Regions from separate parts of the Mus musculus genome. Here region 2 is linked to region 1. A link is a loop called in an ENCODE intact Hi-C map of the cell type or tissue named here. Cell type or tissue: heart. All regions are shown on one strand. Links, peaks and the distances in the headings refer to the core of each region. The heading gives the core; the rest is flanking DNA.

Region 1 (8,326 bases), core at 87-8,086:
AAAATTAGACTCTTCCTCTGTGTGACCTTGGGCTCCCAGCAGCCCCATCCAAATGCCAGCTTCCTCTTTCTAAAGACCTCATGAGGATCAGATGTCTCCTCGACACACACGGAAACGTGGACCACGAAGCCCCATGCACCTTGAATTGTGTTAGAGTCAAGGAAGTGTCCTGACTGAACTGACCCTAAAAGGCAGACTCCTGAATTGCTGATCGCCACCATTTAGAAGGTCATGAGTCTAGCATGTCGGAGCGTGTAGGGGAAAACTTGTCCCTTCAGGATGCAAAACCAGACGTAGCACTGCAGAGTAAGTTCAGCCAGCTTTACAGCCAGTGTTGCTGGGTCTATGACACAGTCCCTTCCTGTCCTTACAAGGCATGTGTGTGTTTGACATCTGGAGCAGCAGCGGTTTCCTTAGTCTGCAGATGCAGAGACACCTGTATGGCTCAGTGGATGAGGGGAGTGTCAGACATGTCACCAGCAGCCCCCTTCCAGATGACAATGAGCAGACAGGATCTGACAATGGTAAACCCGAGCAAGGGGCCCCAGCTCCAGCCCCACATAAGCTGGGTGTGGTGTTGGATATCGATAGCCCTTATACTCAGGAGGTGAGGCAGGAGGACCAGAAGCCACCCTCAGCTACATACAGAGTTCAAAGTCAGCTTGGGCTCCGTGAGATTGTCACACAGCAGACAAACAAACAGGAGGGTTCTGAGAAACATCCAAGACAGCCTGGTGAGATGGCTCCGCAGGTAAAGATGTTTGCTGCCAAGGCTGACGACCTGAGTTCCCATCCCCCCCAGAAATCAAGGAAGAAGAGACAACTGACTGCCAAAGGTTTTCCTCTGGCCTCTATACACATGCCTTGGCGTGCACGCACCTACACATACACACCAGTAGTAAATAAAATATAACAATAAATCATCTAAGACAGAACTGGGAAAACCAAGGCCTGGACCTGGCTTTAATCTCAGGCATGCTCTTCCCTCTCCTCAGGCCTCAGTTTCCCTATTGGTAAGATTAGGAGATTGGACTTCTGAAGCTAAGGTCCCCCTGCTGCTGGTTCCAACATCCTAGGTCCTAAAGTGACCGGCATGCAAATGTGAGGGCAGCTGAGCCTGTAAATCTAGGCCAGGGGAGAAAGGAGCCAGAGGGAAGGAACAGCTGAACGGCGGCAGGCAGGCAGAGTGCCAGGGCCAAGCTGCCATTCTGAGATGGGGCTGGGGCTTGAGAGAATCAACCCAAGGTGTGGTGGCTGCAACAGCTTAGCACAGACCCACCTGTGAGATTTCTGGCCCCTGTCTTGGACCATCTGGAAATGGTCGGGGCAGCCTGGCCTGTGGCAGGGAAGGAAAACCAAACAAGAGCTCCCAGGAGAGGAGGCCTGGCGCCAAGGGCTGGAGGAGGGGATGCGCGCGCGCGGGGGCGGGGGGGTGGGGGGGAGAATACACTGTCAGGCCATGCTAGGCTGCGCCACCTGTCCAGGCTGGGAGGAAGCAGGAGTAGATGGAACGTCCAGAAAGACCCAGAAACTATGGAATCATCCAAGCTGTCCCCCATGTGACCACCAGGCCCCACCCCCAGGATCGCATGAAGGACCCCAGAAGGGAGATGCGCACCTATCTGCTGCAGGTCTCTGGTCTTTCTGAGTTACATGAGCGGGTCCCATGGATGTGGTGTACGGACAGCTAGACGCTCCCCTCCACCTGCCACACTCCAGGATCCTCCTGTTGCCTCCAGGCAATGAGAGACTTCACACACACACACACACACACACACACACACACACACACACACACACACACACACACACACACGGAGGGTGTTTCCGAGGCTGCTAAGTGCAGGATGTATCCCTGAGTGCCAGGGCATTGACCATAAAAGTGAAAGGAAGCAGCCAGCCAGATGCAGATTCCTCACGCCCCGTGGAGAGACGGAAGCTCCTGGAACTTTCCCAGGGCCGCTGACTCCCTAGAATCCGCCCTGGGATCTCTTTTTGATCTGCAACTGCAACAAGAGACGGGAGAGGTTCCCTGCCAGCCTCACTCAGAACAGGGAAGGGCAAAAATGCAGAAGTATGCTGGTGTACATCAGGGGCCCCACCCCAAAAAACCCGAAAGGCCACACTGCTCCTGGAGGACATCAGCAGGAGTGGCCTCTTCTGTTCTCACTGTGGCCAGAGAAGGCCCGGAACCTGTGACGTCAGGAACCCAAGCAACCGCTGGAGGGTCCGGGGCTCTGACAATATCCTGGGAACTCATGGGCTCTCTGGTAGGAAAGAGAGCAGCCATTTGGGCCTCCTACAGAGTCCAGGGATCATGCCCTCGATCATCAGTCACATGTGAAGGTCACAAGTTGATCCTTGCCTCCTGTATGGTCTCCTACACAGTGCCCCTCAGTGTCTCTACTGTCCAGAGCCAGATTTCCTGCTCCTGGCTGTCTTTTTGAATAAAAGTTTAAGACTGTCTCATTGCTGTTGTTGTGACTTGTACAGTGCCAGGGATGGAACCCAGGGCCTTGCATCACAAGCAAGTACTCTACTCCTGAGACCACTGCCCCAACCCTCACACCAGAATTATCTGAATGGTAAGGTCAGACGACTCCCTGCCCTAAAACCTAGAATAGGATGTGTGTCTACAATGTCCACTGTCGGCAGCTCCTGGTTTACACAAAATGCTTGGTCTACCTCTGCTCACCTCTGTGGGATGGTCCCATTCCACCCCCGTCCCCGCAGCTCCCTCACCCTACTGCCTATCCAGTCCATCTCATCGTAAACCCCCAGACCTTTAACTTTCCCCTCAACCTGCTCACAAACCCATGCACACTACTCAAATGGTACCCCAGCCAGCACATCCGCACACCTATAGACCTCCATATTATTGTTCCTGTCATCTCGTCTGCTCTGACATCTTTCTCTCCTGTCCTCCAGGGATACCAACGTCCTGATGACTACACCAGTACCCACTTTCGTCTCTCTCTAAGCCCCCCTAATACAGTAATTACAGAGTGTGTGCCACCAAAGCCTTATTGCAGTCCAGGAGGTCGGCACTCCAGACTTGGAGGAGGAGACAGGCTCAGAGGGGGTGAGGTGACTTGGCTCACCATCATCACACAGCCCTTGTCATATCTACCGCTGACTTCCTTGATTTCCCAATTAGACAGGGCTGGCTTTGGGTGATGCCCAATGACCAACAGAATGGCCACCAGTCTCTTTTTCTCTGCTCACCCTTTTCTTTCTGTCTGGGTTGGGGGAACCTTTGATCTGGTTCTGAGGGAGATATTTGGAAAGGAGTAACTCCCCCCAAGGACCTTTGAATGACAGGTCTCAGTGGGAAAGCTCTTGACCCTTCTCTTAAGAAGCCAACCTTCAAGTTTGCTTTCAAAACAAAAGCTAGAGGAACTAGAGGAAGCCCTGAAGTGGACAGGTGGGGATCCCTACCCCCCCCCCCCAAGCCTGCTTAACTCGCCTAGGTCCTGCCCCTTCACTCCACTCCTGACTTCATCTCTAAGTTTCCATATTGGCCAAGGACCTGGCTCAGGGTCACATATATCATCAGAGGAGAAACCCACCACCTTGCAGGGTCCCCCACTGACAGGTCTCCTGCTCCTACCTTGTGCGTGAGAAAAAAATTCTCAAAGTGGCCAAATCAAACTTGGCGTTCCCTCCTCAAATGCACCCACAACATTCATATCAATTACAAGCAAACTTACTATGTCGTCGGTATTTTGTTCTCCCCTGCACCCTGTAACTTAATTTACAGTCATTGGTCTGCGAATACTTAGCCTCAGCCTAGGGCTCCTCGGGCTCCTATAGTCACTCCTATTTTACAGGCGAAGAAACTAAGGACCCTGGAGGACCGCTGGCTCTCCACCCCTCGATTGCTTCTTAATCCGGTAACAGTCAGAAGGAAGTAAGAATACACAATGTCCACCCCTACATTACTAGGACAGAGGCTCCCACGGCCGGCTCAGTGCCCTATCCAAGTTCTTTCCTCTCAAAAGTGCCCAGGTGCTCTGTCCAGGCACAAGCGGATGGAACCTGTCCCCGCCAACAGGGGGCCCTCGAGGCCAAAGCCAGAGCGACGCGGGGAGGCGGGAGAACTCCACATCAGCCGGGTGCGGCTACAGAGGGTGCGGGGGGGGGGGGGGGGCGGAGTGGAGTCCCCTGAGGAACATGTCCGACATGATGCTCCCGGACGCACGGATACCCAACCCGGGCCCTACCGTGCTCTTTTCGGCGCGAGGACGCAGACTCACCCCGAAGGCAAAGGGCCACGCTTGGTCTCTGTCCGCAGGCCCGGGGCTGGGGGTTTCGCGACACCCCCACCCCAGGCAATCGCGGGCCGCGGAGCCGGAGCCGGGGAGCACAGCGTGGAGAGGGCGCGCAGCCCGGGGACCTCTGTGGCGATCAGCCAGCGCGGCCCAAAGCAGCGAGAGCAGGAGGGAGGGACCGAGGGCGCCCGCAGGAGGCACCGCCCACCTGCCCACCCTGCGCCCTACGCCACCAGGCGGGGACCCGGACCCTGGGGCGGAGCAGGCTGGAGGGCCTGGCCCTGCAACGCAGTGCAGGGTCCCGGACCTCCTACTCTGAGGCTGGGGAATGGCTGTCTACTGGGGCACTTGAGGGATAATGGGAGCTGGGAGTCCCTGTTCGGCGACCTCACCTGGCTGTAAACTCACCTTCTTGTGCGCGCAGGCCGCCGCTCCTGCGGCTCCAGGCAGCCAAGCCCAATGATGGGCGGAGGAGGGAAGGAGGAAGGAAGGGAAGTTTTCCCAGCCTCTCAGCTCACGCTTTCGGTCAGCTTCCCACTCTCTGGTGTCCCGGACGCCCTCCGGATCGCCACTTCGAGCCCTAGTCTAGCTCGGGAGTGTTCCCGTAAGGGGCGCGTTCCCAGCTTGGCAGAAAACTTTCCAGCGAATCACAGGCTGGCTTCTCCCTCCGCCTGGAGCCGGGGAGGGTGATCTGAACTGAGTGGCGCCTCACCTGGCTGGAAGTTTGCCTGGGAACCCCACGACTCCAGGCACAGATCTATGTGCCCTGCCAGCTCTGAATCTCGACCTGGGTGGCTTCGTGGGTGCGCAGCCAGCTCTTTGAAGTTCAAGGCTTGAGAAGTCCCTGGGCAGCCGGGTGTCAGAGGATTCGGCTGGGGTTAAAAGGCGCCTCCTACTGGTGTGTGTGTGTGTGTGTGTGTGTGTGTGTGTGTGTGAGAGAGAGAGAGAGAGAGAGAGAGAGAGAGAGAGAGAGAGAGAGAGATTGAAAGTCCGCTTTCTGGATAAACCGCACAGCTTGGCTGCAGCCAAGTTCACTTGGAATTCCTGGGTACATACTTCCCGAGCTGTATACTTCCGGAGTCCAATCACACTCTATACACTGCTACTTCTTATTTGCACTGATAGAAAGGGATTAATTGGGAAATGGCTTGTGATTTGGGAAGTGAAAAGGGCATTTTTGGAAACAGGTTCGGAGCGCAAGAGTAACTGCTAACATTTCACGTCCTTACTCTGAACCCGGCCTGGGTGACCCCACCCCCGCCCCGCCCCGCCTCGCCTCCTGAACATTCTCCCTCAACCTCTCCACCCGGCACAGCCCGGGCCTATAGTTTGCATTTCACCCTGACAGACTCGAGGCAGGTCATTCAGAGAGTCCCAGAGGTGGAAGCAAGGAATACTGGTACTTTTCCATGCCGGGATTCAGCTCTAGACCTGCCCCTACACCGCATCTAATCTAGCTGGGCAGGTCTGTCTCTTCCAAGCGGGGAGAGACCAAGGACTTAACAGCCAAAGCTGAGCTGAGAGGAAAACTAAAAGAGTCGCATCGCACACTGTCCAACCTTCTGCCTTAATGTGTTTCTTTTTTCTTACCTCTTCCCACCCAGGAGCTGCCTGCCTCCTTATCCCACCACGCTGCTACCTCACCAGGACCGGAGGCATGTGTCCTTAGGGGAAACGATCCAAAGATGCGAATCTCAAACAGTGACTTCTATTACCTATTGTGCTGTCTAGTTTTATGTGAGCTTGACACAAGTTATAGTTATATTTGTTGAGGGATTCTCAACTGAGAAAATGCCTCCATAAGATCAGGCTGTGGGCAAGTCTGTGGGGCATTTTCTTAATTAGTGATTAGTAGGGTGTGTGTGTGTGTGTGTGTGTGTGTGTGTGTGTGTGTGTGTGTGTGTGTGCAGTCCATTGTGGGGACCTCTGGGTCCTGAGTGCTGTAGAAACCAGTCAGAACAATCATGAGGAACAAGCCAGTAAGCAGCATCCCTCCATGGCCTCCGCATCAGCTCCTGCCTCCAGGTTCCTGCCCTGCTTGAGTTCCTGCCTGATTTCCTTCAATGATGAACAGTAATGTAGAAGCCTAAGCCAAATACACACACACACACACACACACACACACACACACACACACACACAGTCATGGTGTTTCATTGCAGCAGTAGGAACCCTAGCCAGAGCATCTATTATCACAGGACATCGGGGTTGGGGTTGGATAATGGATGCTGTCTATTGAATCCTGTGCTGCAAACATCCAACCTTCACAGAGCACTAAGAGGAAGATCTTTCTGACTTTTCAGGGGAGGCCTCAAAAATGAGAAGATTCTATTCTTGGATCTGCCAGCACTGGGGCTGTCTCTGCAGCCCTGGCTCAGAATACCCACACCTAGAATTTCCAAGAGCTGGCAGGATAATGGGCGCCCAAAGCTGTTCACATCTCAAGTCTCCGGAACCCAGGACCTTAGGTGGTAGACTGCAGGTATGATCAAGCTGTGAATCTGGAGATCAGGGTCACCCAAAGAGGTCACAGGGGCTTTTGTCAGAGGAAGGTAGGAGGGTCGGTCGTATCTGAGATGTTGCAGGGGAAGAAGGGGTCAGAGAAAGCTTCTGAAAGGGATCCTGTGACAGCCAAGGGATGTTAGCGGCCTAGAAAAGCTGGAAATGATAGGAATAGATTATGTGGTAGAAAGCCCAGAAGGGACTTCCCACCTGCTAAGGGTCCTCACACTTGTTACTGATTTTAGCCTGGGAGAAGCTGCTACCTGACCTCCAAAACTGTAACCTTGTTTCTCTAAGCCCTGCAGCAGTTCCTGGCAATTTGTTACAGTAGCCACGGGGAATGGATACATCTAGCCTCTCAGCTGTATAGGCCAATGCTGATTTCACCAGCCCTTCTGCTGACAGTCCACTGGAAAGCTCTTCTCTCAAGAGACACCAGGATATAGCTTGATTCACGGATTTAGAAAGAGGATAAGATTTCATCAGATCTGTCTTTATTGTTTTTTTTTTTTTTTTGGCTTCTCTGCCATTTTGAACTGTGTGACCTTGGGAAAATGTCTTATTCTCTCTGGGCCTCAGTTTCTTTCTTTAAATGTAAAAACAGTGATGCTGGCTAGGTACACAGGAGGCAGATGCCTATGGCCCCAGATACTTCAGATGCTGAGGCAGGAGGATGGCACATTTGAGGTCACCTTGGCAACCTTCTTTTGTTATCAGTGAGTGTCGAAACGTGGGCCTCATGTATGGGAACTGAGTACTTTTCCATTACACTGCATCTCCAGACCTAGCTTGAGTAACTTAATGAAACTCTCTCCAAAAACAACAAACTAATTAAGTTAAATAAGTCTTAAAATAGGGTCTGAAGATGTAGCTCAGTGGTAGAGTGTTTGCCCTACCTGCGTTTCTTCCCAGCAGGGCATAAGCCTCAGTGGGGTGGCACACTCTTGAAATCCTAGCACTAAGGAGGTGGAGGCAGGAGGATCAGAACTGCAAGTCATCCTTGTGTATACAGCTAAATTTGAGGCCAGCCTGGGCTACGTGTAATACCCTGTCTCGTATTGACGATTACAATAATGAAATGCGTAGCCTACGTGTGGCCCCGGGTCCCATCCTCAGCACATCGAGAAGAAGACAGAATAAAAATAGTGATGCTAAGAATACTCTCCTTTGCAGGATCAATATGAGTATCAGAGGCAGCAGCAGGATGCGATGCTCTGTGTGAGCCCCCATGACATCTGAACTGCAGTTGCTGAGACCTGAACTGCCCACTCGGGAACACAGGACTCTTTAGAGCGGGCTTGTCTGATGGACCATTCTTGAACTCTGGACACGTGATGCTTGAAAATGAGTGTCTAGCGGGGCTTGGTGATGCACGCAGGTAACCCCAGTGCCTTTGGGAACTGAGGCAGGGGGATCAGAAGATCAGGGTCACCCTTTTTGAGGATAACTTTGTGTGGTACACACACCAAAAATCAAAAACTAAAAAAAAAAAAAAAAAAACCCAACCCCCAAAACCTCACTAAGAAAAAGAAAAAGAAAAAAGAACCATCTAT
Region 2 (8,326 bases), core at 166-8,165, 61 kb after region 1:
TAGCGGCTGGCTGGACCAGGGACTTTACAAGCACAAAGTGCACACTACTTTTGTTATTTACAAATACACAGCAGTCCTTCAAGTGTTCAAGTTTCATAAAAAGGAGGAGGGAAGAGAAAGGGGCAAATTAAAAACAAAAACACAACGCATTAAACAGACAACAAACAAACAAAACCCCCAAAACATCGAAAAACAAAAACAAAAACAAACGAGAAAAAACAAACACAAGTGTATCTCTCGGAGACAACAGCGTTGACAGAGTCACACACGGTTTGTGGTATGTACATCGATTACAGAGGTGACGACGCGGAGGGGGTGTGGGGTCACATTTGTGTTTCTGCCTGTTCCAGGCGCTTAGCTACACACACCCATGAGGGTGAGTGCATCCGTGCACACACACACCCCACACAAGCTCCGCACCCCCACGCACACACACTCTCTCGCACGCTCCATGGCTCATCCACACACAGACACGCCCGTGGGCAATGGGCGAAGGGCGGTGGGTTATCACCAGTCCGCGTCTTCCTCTATGTAATAATCAGGGGCGGTACCATCAAAGAGGCCCGGGTCGAGGGACTTCCGTTGCTTCCCTCTGGCGAAGACTCGAGAGATGGAGCCGAATCCCATCTTCTCCTTCTTCTTTTTCCGTTTTTGGTCTTCAAGATCCTCTAGTGACTGAGGCGGAGGGAGAAGAACAAAGGTGAAGTTAGCCTGGTGAGGAGAGTAGCTGTGGGTAAGTCACGGTCAAGACTTGACTTTCCTAAGTCACGGTCAAGAAGGCAGCGAGTGATGGAGAACTTAGGTAAGAAGCTGGGCTCTGGGGCTGGAGTCCCAGGAGTCTGTCCCTTCCCCTCTGAGCAAACCTAGGTTAGTTTTAAAGCCTCTCATAGCTAGTAACAGAACCTGCCAAGATCGTCCCGAGCGCATTGCTAATATAAGGCAAAGATACTTAGGCTGATCCTGGCTTGACAGCCATGTAGTGGCCAGGGGCTGCTCTAGCTGCTCGGACTATTACTATCATTTAAGTTCTGTTTGATGACTTAAAGGACCAGTCAAAGTCCTGCAGGGACGTACCCAGGAACCTGACTACTACTTGCAATCACTCTACTGCAGGGTGGAGAGACTGTGTGCAGACCTGATGCCTTAGCACATGGCAGAGCAGAATGGGGCTAGCCTAGAAACTTGGCAGTACAGAATGGGGCTAGCCTAGAAACCCTGATAATGACCTTGTAACTGCAGATGTGGGATAGCACCCGCAGAAAGCTTTACAAACGGCCAAGTGCTTACACGTGGTTGGTATTATCTACAGAAAGGGTAGGGCATAAACTAGACTTGAAGCCCACAGAACACTTTTGAATGTCTTGGAGGACAACCCCTGACTCCAGCCTGGGCTGGAATTCCCATTCTGAAGGGCCCAGGAATCTGCATTAAAGATGTCTGTAGTCTGGGGCTAGAGAGATGGCTCAGTGGTTAAGAGCAACGACTGCTCTTCTGGAAGACCCAGTTTCGATTCCCAGCACCCACACTGTGGCTCACAACTATCTGTAGCTACAGTTCCAGAGGATCTGATACCTTCGCAGAGACAAACATGCATGCAAAACACCAATGCACATCAAATAAAAATAAGTCATTAATATATATATAAAGTGTATGTATGTCTGGGGTCTTATCTAGGGGAACCTTATGCAGATGGATAGCGCACAGACAGAAAATGTGAAACATCTTAATACTAGAGATGCTGCCCTCAAGACCTTCTCTGTGTGCCTTTCTCATACTGTTGACAAAAATGGGGCCAGACCTACCAGCAGCCAGGGGCTGGAAATGCCCACTGCCCGTGGTTCCGTCTTTGAAGAATGAAGCTAACGATAATCCAGAGACCTAGGTGCAAGGGGAAGATGCTCACCGCAGCAGCAACAGGATACGGGGTGTGTGGTGTGCACAGTGGGCTTACAGGATAGAGATGTGTAGTGTGCACAGTGAGCCTACCAGGTCAGGCAGAGTGTATGCTCGGGTGCCAGCACACGTGTGTGACTCAAAGAGGGGTTCTATTCCTCTCTGTCTTGGGCAGCCCAAAACTGGCATTGAGATGATTGACAGTTCAGAGCAACAAGGCTGGGAGAGGACAAGGTGGGGTGGAGGGAGGCTCCAGGCACCCAAGGAAGCTATACCCACCTGTACAATAGGGTTGTGTAGGCTCTTCTGAACTGGGCCGGGACTGTCGCCCTATAGCCAAAGGAGAAGAAGATGAAGCAGCAGACACAGGACACACGAGGGCACAGGTGGCCTGTGAGGATGGGGGAAAGCCACCATCTCCTCCAGGGCTGCCCTGCCTCTACGTGGGGAATCCCGCTGGAATGCCCCTCTGGCCCTTCCACACAGCTCACTGATGGGCCCTGGGCCTCATCAAGTCAGAGGACCCAAGGGACTCTCCTACCTGGCCTTTCAACCCTTAATCCTCTGAGGCTTAAGTTCCTGCCTTAATTGGTCCACGTGTTTAAATGGAAGGTTGGTTCTGCTAGGTATTTGTTTTTCTAAGTACAGAAATCAGCTTTAATGGAAAGAACATTCTAAGGGGGGAGGGAGTTGAAATGAGTGATAGACACGTGTAGCAAGCCCCTAGTTCTATTCCCCAGCACTGAAAAGGAAAAAACAAAACAATACCAAACAAACAAACAAACAAAACAAAAACAAATTAAATAATGGACTCAGAAGATTGCATGGTCACTAACTTACCCTGAAACCAACACAGCGACTCACTCCTATTTTGTGGAGAGGCCGTCAGAAACTGTTAGTGGGATTTAGGTCTAAGTAGGAGCCCAATGACAGTCTCTTGCAGAGCTAATAGCAAGTAGAGTTGGGACTCAAACCCAGGGCATCTCATTTCTCCTGGCTCTGCGCTCTTTCTAGGCAGGGCTCCACAGCAAGTGCACAATATGTCCTGAGCCTTAGGACCTGTCATTCACACAAGTCTGGGCCCCTTTCAAATCCTTCGTAGGGAACACTAGATAGCCTGTGGATAGGTAGGCCATTTCCATGAGTCACCAACTATGTCCCAGGTGGGAAGGGAAGGAACCCTTAATAGCCCGTGGGTGTGTAAATGTTTTTCTTATATCCCCGAATCACAACACATCTGTTCTACCTGGAAGATTTTTAAAAAGGCATTACTAGGGAGACTCCTGGTGGTCGTTTCTGGAATTACAAGCACAATACCCATGAAGAAATCAAGTGTCACTTGGACCAAGGTCTCTTAACATCTAATGTCCCTGTACTGAGTCTTCATTTCAGCTCTAATCAGTGGCCAGAGTGTGAGGTGTTCTTTAGTCCAGTCTGTGTCGATCTGACTGCTACCAGGTCAAATCCCCAAGGACAGAGGGTCACCTGGAGCCATTTTCTGGCTTTTTAGTTTACCTATGCACACACCTGGGAACAAAGTGTGTTTGGAGAGATTTCACATAGGGCAGTTCAGCTTACAGTCCACTCTCAAGGTTTGCAAGCAAAACTCCATCCTTAGGCAGCCGAGACAGCTCTTCTGCGAAGTGCCATCTTTTCTAAATCTATCCAAGTTGCTTTTGGCAGCAGGGATGGGCTGAGGCTGGCCTGTGTCAAATGGAGTTCTGGTGGCAGGAACTATGGGTGGATCTGTCAGCAGCATTCCTGTCCCTGAGTGCCTTAGGGTCACTGAGATGGACAGCATCTGTCGAAGGGTGTCAGCCTAAGGCTGGGACTCTCCTCCACCTATGTGCTAAGTAAGAGTAGGCAGGCAACTCCCTGTCCACTACAGTCCCTTCAACTGAAAAAAAACAGATGACAGAGACACTGGAGGGGTTTTCTCTGCTCTGTGGTCTGTCAGCCTCATGCCCTAGGCTGTGGAAAAGAGAAGACACATTGCTTCTTCACAGCCTACGGAAAAGAAGGGCTCCTAGCCCTGCCACAGACAGCTTGAAGCTTCTGGGCCAGAAATCCCACGGTCGTCCAAGCCGGCTCGGCTGCCTCTAAGAGAATTTGTGTATGTGTATGTATGTGTGTATGTGCACATGAGGGTGAGTGTGTGTGTGTAGCTTAGAGACCAACTTCAGCATCATTTCTCAGGAACTATTCACTGTATTGAGATAGGGTCTTTCACTGGCCTGAGCTCACTGACTAAACAAAGCTAGTGGGTCAGGGAGCCCCAAGGACCCTCCCGTTTCCACCTCCTCAGTGCTGGGATTACACGTGAACTCCACTGTGCCTGTCCCTTTAAGGTGGATTCTGGGGACTGGACTTAGCTCTTCACGCTTGCACAGCGAACGTTTTTTAACAACGGAGCCGTTTCTCCAGTCCTTGTAATTGCTGCTACTTTGATAGTAAGCATTCTTCATGATTACTGTGGATGGGGGAAAGGGTTCCCTCACTCAAACCCGGGAAAGCTGCTGGTTTTCCATAACCGTATGCACTTGTTTATTATGGGTTATCATACATAGCATGCACCTCTCCTAAGTGTCTTAGGCAAAGACCCACAGTCAGCCAGTAATGGTTTTCATACGTTCTGTTGATTAATAAGACAATATTAACTTGCGTTTCTGAAAATGTGTTCCCAGGCTGGTGAGATGGCTCGGGGTTTAAGAGCACTTGTTACTCCTGCAGAGGACCTGGGTTCAGTCCCTAGCACCCAGATGATGGCTCACATCCATCCTGTAATCCAGTTCCTGGGGAATCTGATACTCTCTTCTGGCCTCCGTGGGCATCGTGTACACAGATGGTGCACTGACATATACATGAAGGCAGAACACTCATGCACATAAAATAAAAATAAATAAGAAGCCAGGTAGTGGTGGCACACGCCTTTAATCCCAGCACTTGGGAGGCAGAAGCAGGCAGATTTCTGAGTTTGAGGCCAGCCTGGTCTACAGAGTGAGTTCCAGGACAGCCAGAGCTATACAGAGAAACCCTGTCTCGAAAAACAAAACAAAAATAAATAGATAGATAAATAAATAAATAAATAAATAAATTAATTAATTAATAAGAAAGAAGGAAAAACAAAAGGCCTTCCTATGTACCTGAAGACACTTCTGTGTGGCACCTCTGTCATTAGGACATGGCGGGGAAGCCCTTTGGGTTATCAGCTGGGTTGATGGGACAAAATTTCAAAGCGGTCCCCACCTCTGACCTGTTGGAAGCTAACACGATGTTTTTGGGCCACCAGCTTGGGAACCTGTGGCGGCTTGGCTATGGTTTGAGAGTGTCCTCCAAAGGTCTGTTGTATTGGAAGCCTAGTCCCCAGGGTGATGATGTGAGACGTAATGGAAACTTTATGACGTAGAGCCTAAGAGGAGTCATTTCTTTTAGAGGTTTTCCAGCTTCAGCCACTTTGTTATAGCAAACACACAGTGGACTCACACAGAGCCCTCCTGGAGGGAGCATGTCTCTTAGCTGCTGATGTTCAGTATGTAATTTAAAAAGGTCTGTCTAACAAAGTCAGACAAATTCACAGGACCTCTCTGCAGAGACCAAACGTGTCTCAAATGACTGGAATCTCAAAATTAAAATGCAGCAATCTGCTTCATTCCAGGGTGAAAGGAGAGAGTGGGATTCTATAGGGACAGGTGGTCCTGTAGTCAGGCCCAGGGTCTCAGGCAGGGCCCAAGACGGGGTACACTGGGCGGGGTGTGCTGGGCGGGGTTCCAGGCTGCGCAGACCCTGCTCACCCTCCCGGGCATAGGAGGAAACAGGCCTCATTTCTTTCTCTCCCCACGTCCACCGCTTCTTGCAAAAGGAAAGAACAGAACGGGAAATGCCTTCGCCACGGCGTTCCCTGGGTGGACGAGAGGAAAGAGTTGGCACATCTTTATCCCACCCCATGGCCCTGCCATTTCTGGGCAGGGCCCAAGCGCCCAGGCCCTGCCGCTGCTGGCCTTACGTTGCAGAGGGAGTGTGTCCGGTGTCTTGGGGAGTTGATGTCGCTTGGTGTAGATGACCGGTCACCTTCAGCAGCAGAAGCATCAGAGATGACGGAGGGCTGTCTTGAGTGGCAGGGGCTCACCCTGACTGCTGGAAAACAGGGACAGCTGGTTAGTAAGTGACCCACGAATGACTGCCTGATACACCCATTGTACAGATGAAAACACTGAGTCCGAGGGAAGGTGAATGTAGTGGCTAGCTCTTCCCTTATGCACCACAGCCCTGCTTGTTCTAAGGGTGGCTGCAGGGGAGTCCTTCCCCCTTCCTTGTGATCCAGCTCATGCCCTCCTCACTTGGGGGAGGTGAGGGTCTATGAAGTCTTATCTGAATGTTTCTAGACACTATGCAACCATAACCACAACAGAATAGCAGAGTCCCAGACAAGAAATCCCTAGGCCACTGTCAGCTCCTTTCTTTCTCCAACATCCCAGTGTCTCTGAATCCCAGCCCCAAGACCACCAACTCTCCTAGCCCATGGTAACTGCCATCGGTCCCCGCAGGGTGGCCTCTCTGCCTCCATTATTACTCACAATGAAGCCAGAGCCACAGGCTTTTGGCCACTGTAGGGGTAAAAAATACAGCCCTGTTCCTGGCCCCTGAAGCCTGGAGGCAAGCTTTAACACCTCATCAGCCAGGGCTCAGCCTCCCGCTCGCTGTGACGCCGCTACACACATGTGGAGGTCAAAGGTCGACAGGTATTTTCTCCAATCACTCTCCACCTTTTAAAATGAACTTCTATTTATGTGTATGTGCACCGCATGTGTGAAGTTCCGGCGGAGGCCAGAAGAGGGTATCAGATCCTCTGGAACTGGAGTCACAGGTTGTGAGCCTCCATGTGGGTGTTGAGAATGGAAACCAGGCTCTCCAGCACTGTATCTACCTTGTTGTTTGTTTGAGACAGCAACTCACTGATTCAGGTAGACATGCTGGCCGGCAAACCCGGGGGACCTTCCAGTCTTAGCTTCCTTAGGGCTGGGCTCACAGTGCACAGTGCCACACCCAGTTTCTTACCTTCTTATTGCCAGACTTTATGTTCACATGCATTGTCTGCCCAGCACTGAGTGCACCATGGGGGTCCTTATATACATTTGTTTGCTTCTGGGCTTTCAGTGTCTTACACTCTGTAGGTACTTTATACACAGTGCTGGAGTGAAAGGCCCATCCCAGAAGCCATAGCCCAGAAGTCTACTGGGTCCTGCTGCAAATCTCTCCTATGTTCCAGCGCCAGACAGCATTGCACAGAGGGAGCACTGTTACCTCTGCACCCATTCCATATGAGCATTCCTGCCACCAATGACCACGTAGCCCAGTGGGGAAGTAGCTGGTTGGTGGCTCTGAATTACTTCCGACCTAGATGGGTTCCTTTACAGGCTGTGTGGCGCTGGGCAAGCTCCTCACCCTTGCTGAGCCATTGGCTCATTATCTATTATCTGAACCTGGGAGGTGCCTGTGCTGGTTGGTATTTTGATGCCAACTTGACACAAGCTGGAGTCATCTGGGATGAGAAACCCTTAACCAAGAAATTGCCTCCATCAGATTAGCATGTAGGGAAGTGTTGGGCGCATTTCCTTGATTGAGGACTGACGTGCAAGGTCCCAGCTCAATGTGGGTTGTGCCACCCTGGGCAGGATGCAGGCAGTATAGGTAAGCAAGCTGAGGCAACTGTGGAGAGCAAAGGAAGCCAGGGAGCAGGATTCCTCCATCTCTGTTTCTGGTCCCTGCCTCCAGGGTCCTGCTCCGATTTCCCTTCATGAAACTGCGAGATGCCAGGGTTGCTTCTGTCATGGCATTGGCAACATAAGTAGACTAGAACACTGCTGGTGACAGCCTCTCCGCAGAGGATCCGGGTGAGACACGCACCTACTGTGGTGTGTGCGGTAGAAAGGGAAGAGGAGCCATGTGGCAGACACCCTCCCATGGACAGCACAGGGTGGAGGTGGGTGACCCCGTGCGTGCAAATACCTAGTTACAAAAGCACAGAGGAGTTCGGGCTGTGGTGGGGGTGTGAAGACTGACAGCCAAGAAGAGAACCTGGAAGTTTCTCTGAGAAGCCATGTTTAATAAAAAGTTCTGATGTGGCTGCAGGAGCAAGCGGCAAGGACAGTAGAGGAAGAAGGGCTCAGACGATGGTGGATTCTGTAGCCTGGGCTAACCCTAATTTAGTGTCAGACCCACCAAGGATGGGGAACTTGCAGCCTCAGGCTGTAGTTGGAAGTCACTTATCAATCATGCCTCAACTATTACAAACTGCCCACCTTCAACAGCACCTCCGTTTCCTGCAGCCGAGGCGGACCAGAGGCTGGGGAGCCACCTGCACACCTGGATCTTGGGACTGACCAAGAGGTGGCGGGCGAGAGCTACTGCTAGGTCTCAGCATCCTGTCTAGGGA

Evidence for each region. A loop is a pair of places that touch in the nucleus more often than their neighbours do. Peaks named below come from ENCODE experiments on the same cell type or tissue, not always from the same donor. Only the 100,000 strongest peaks of a DNase experiment are listed, where the experiment ranks them.
Region 2: a loop joins it to region 1, with 8 times the contacts of the local background. A loop is called at or near these places in 1 of 42 quality-filtered maps.

The regions. Positions count from the first base shown.
Region 1 is chr4:142,079,806-142,088,131 of GRCm38, forward strand. Tmem51 (transmembrane protein 51) reads right to left here and starts at 4,499. Exons shown (of 3, transcript NM_145402.3): 1 at 4,257-4,499. Tmem51os1 (Tmem51 opposite strand 1) reads left to right here and starts at 4,493. Exons shown (of 5, transcript NR_027137.1): 1 at 4,493-5,169; 2 at 5,876-6,008; 3 at 6,575-6,753; 4 at 7,071-7,489; 5 at 7,947-8,296. In heart, for the core only: CTCF peaks have their summits at 4,039 (motif pointing right) and 4,259; DNase peaks (open chromatin) are centred at 1,616, 1,706, 4,076 and 4,676; H3K4me3 peaks cover 3,051 bases; H3K27ac peaks cover 4,022 bases; H3K27me3 peaks cover 843 bases.
Region 2 is chr4:142,141,122-142,149,447 of GRCm38, forward strand. Kazn (kazrin, periplakin interacting protein) reads right to left here. Exons shown (of 18, transcript NM_144531.3): 9 at 5,897-6,024; 10 at 2,173-2,223; 11 at 552-675. Among named protein-coding and RNA genes, the nearest start is that of Gm35581, 18 kb to the left of the region's middle. In heart, for the core only: a CTCF peak has its summit at 3,185; no DNase peak of the experiment used is centred there.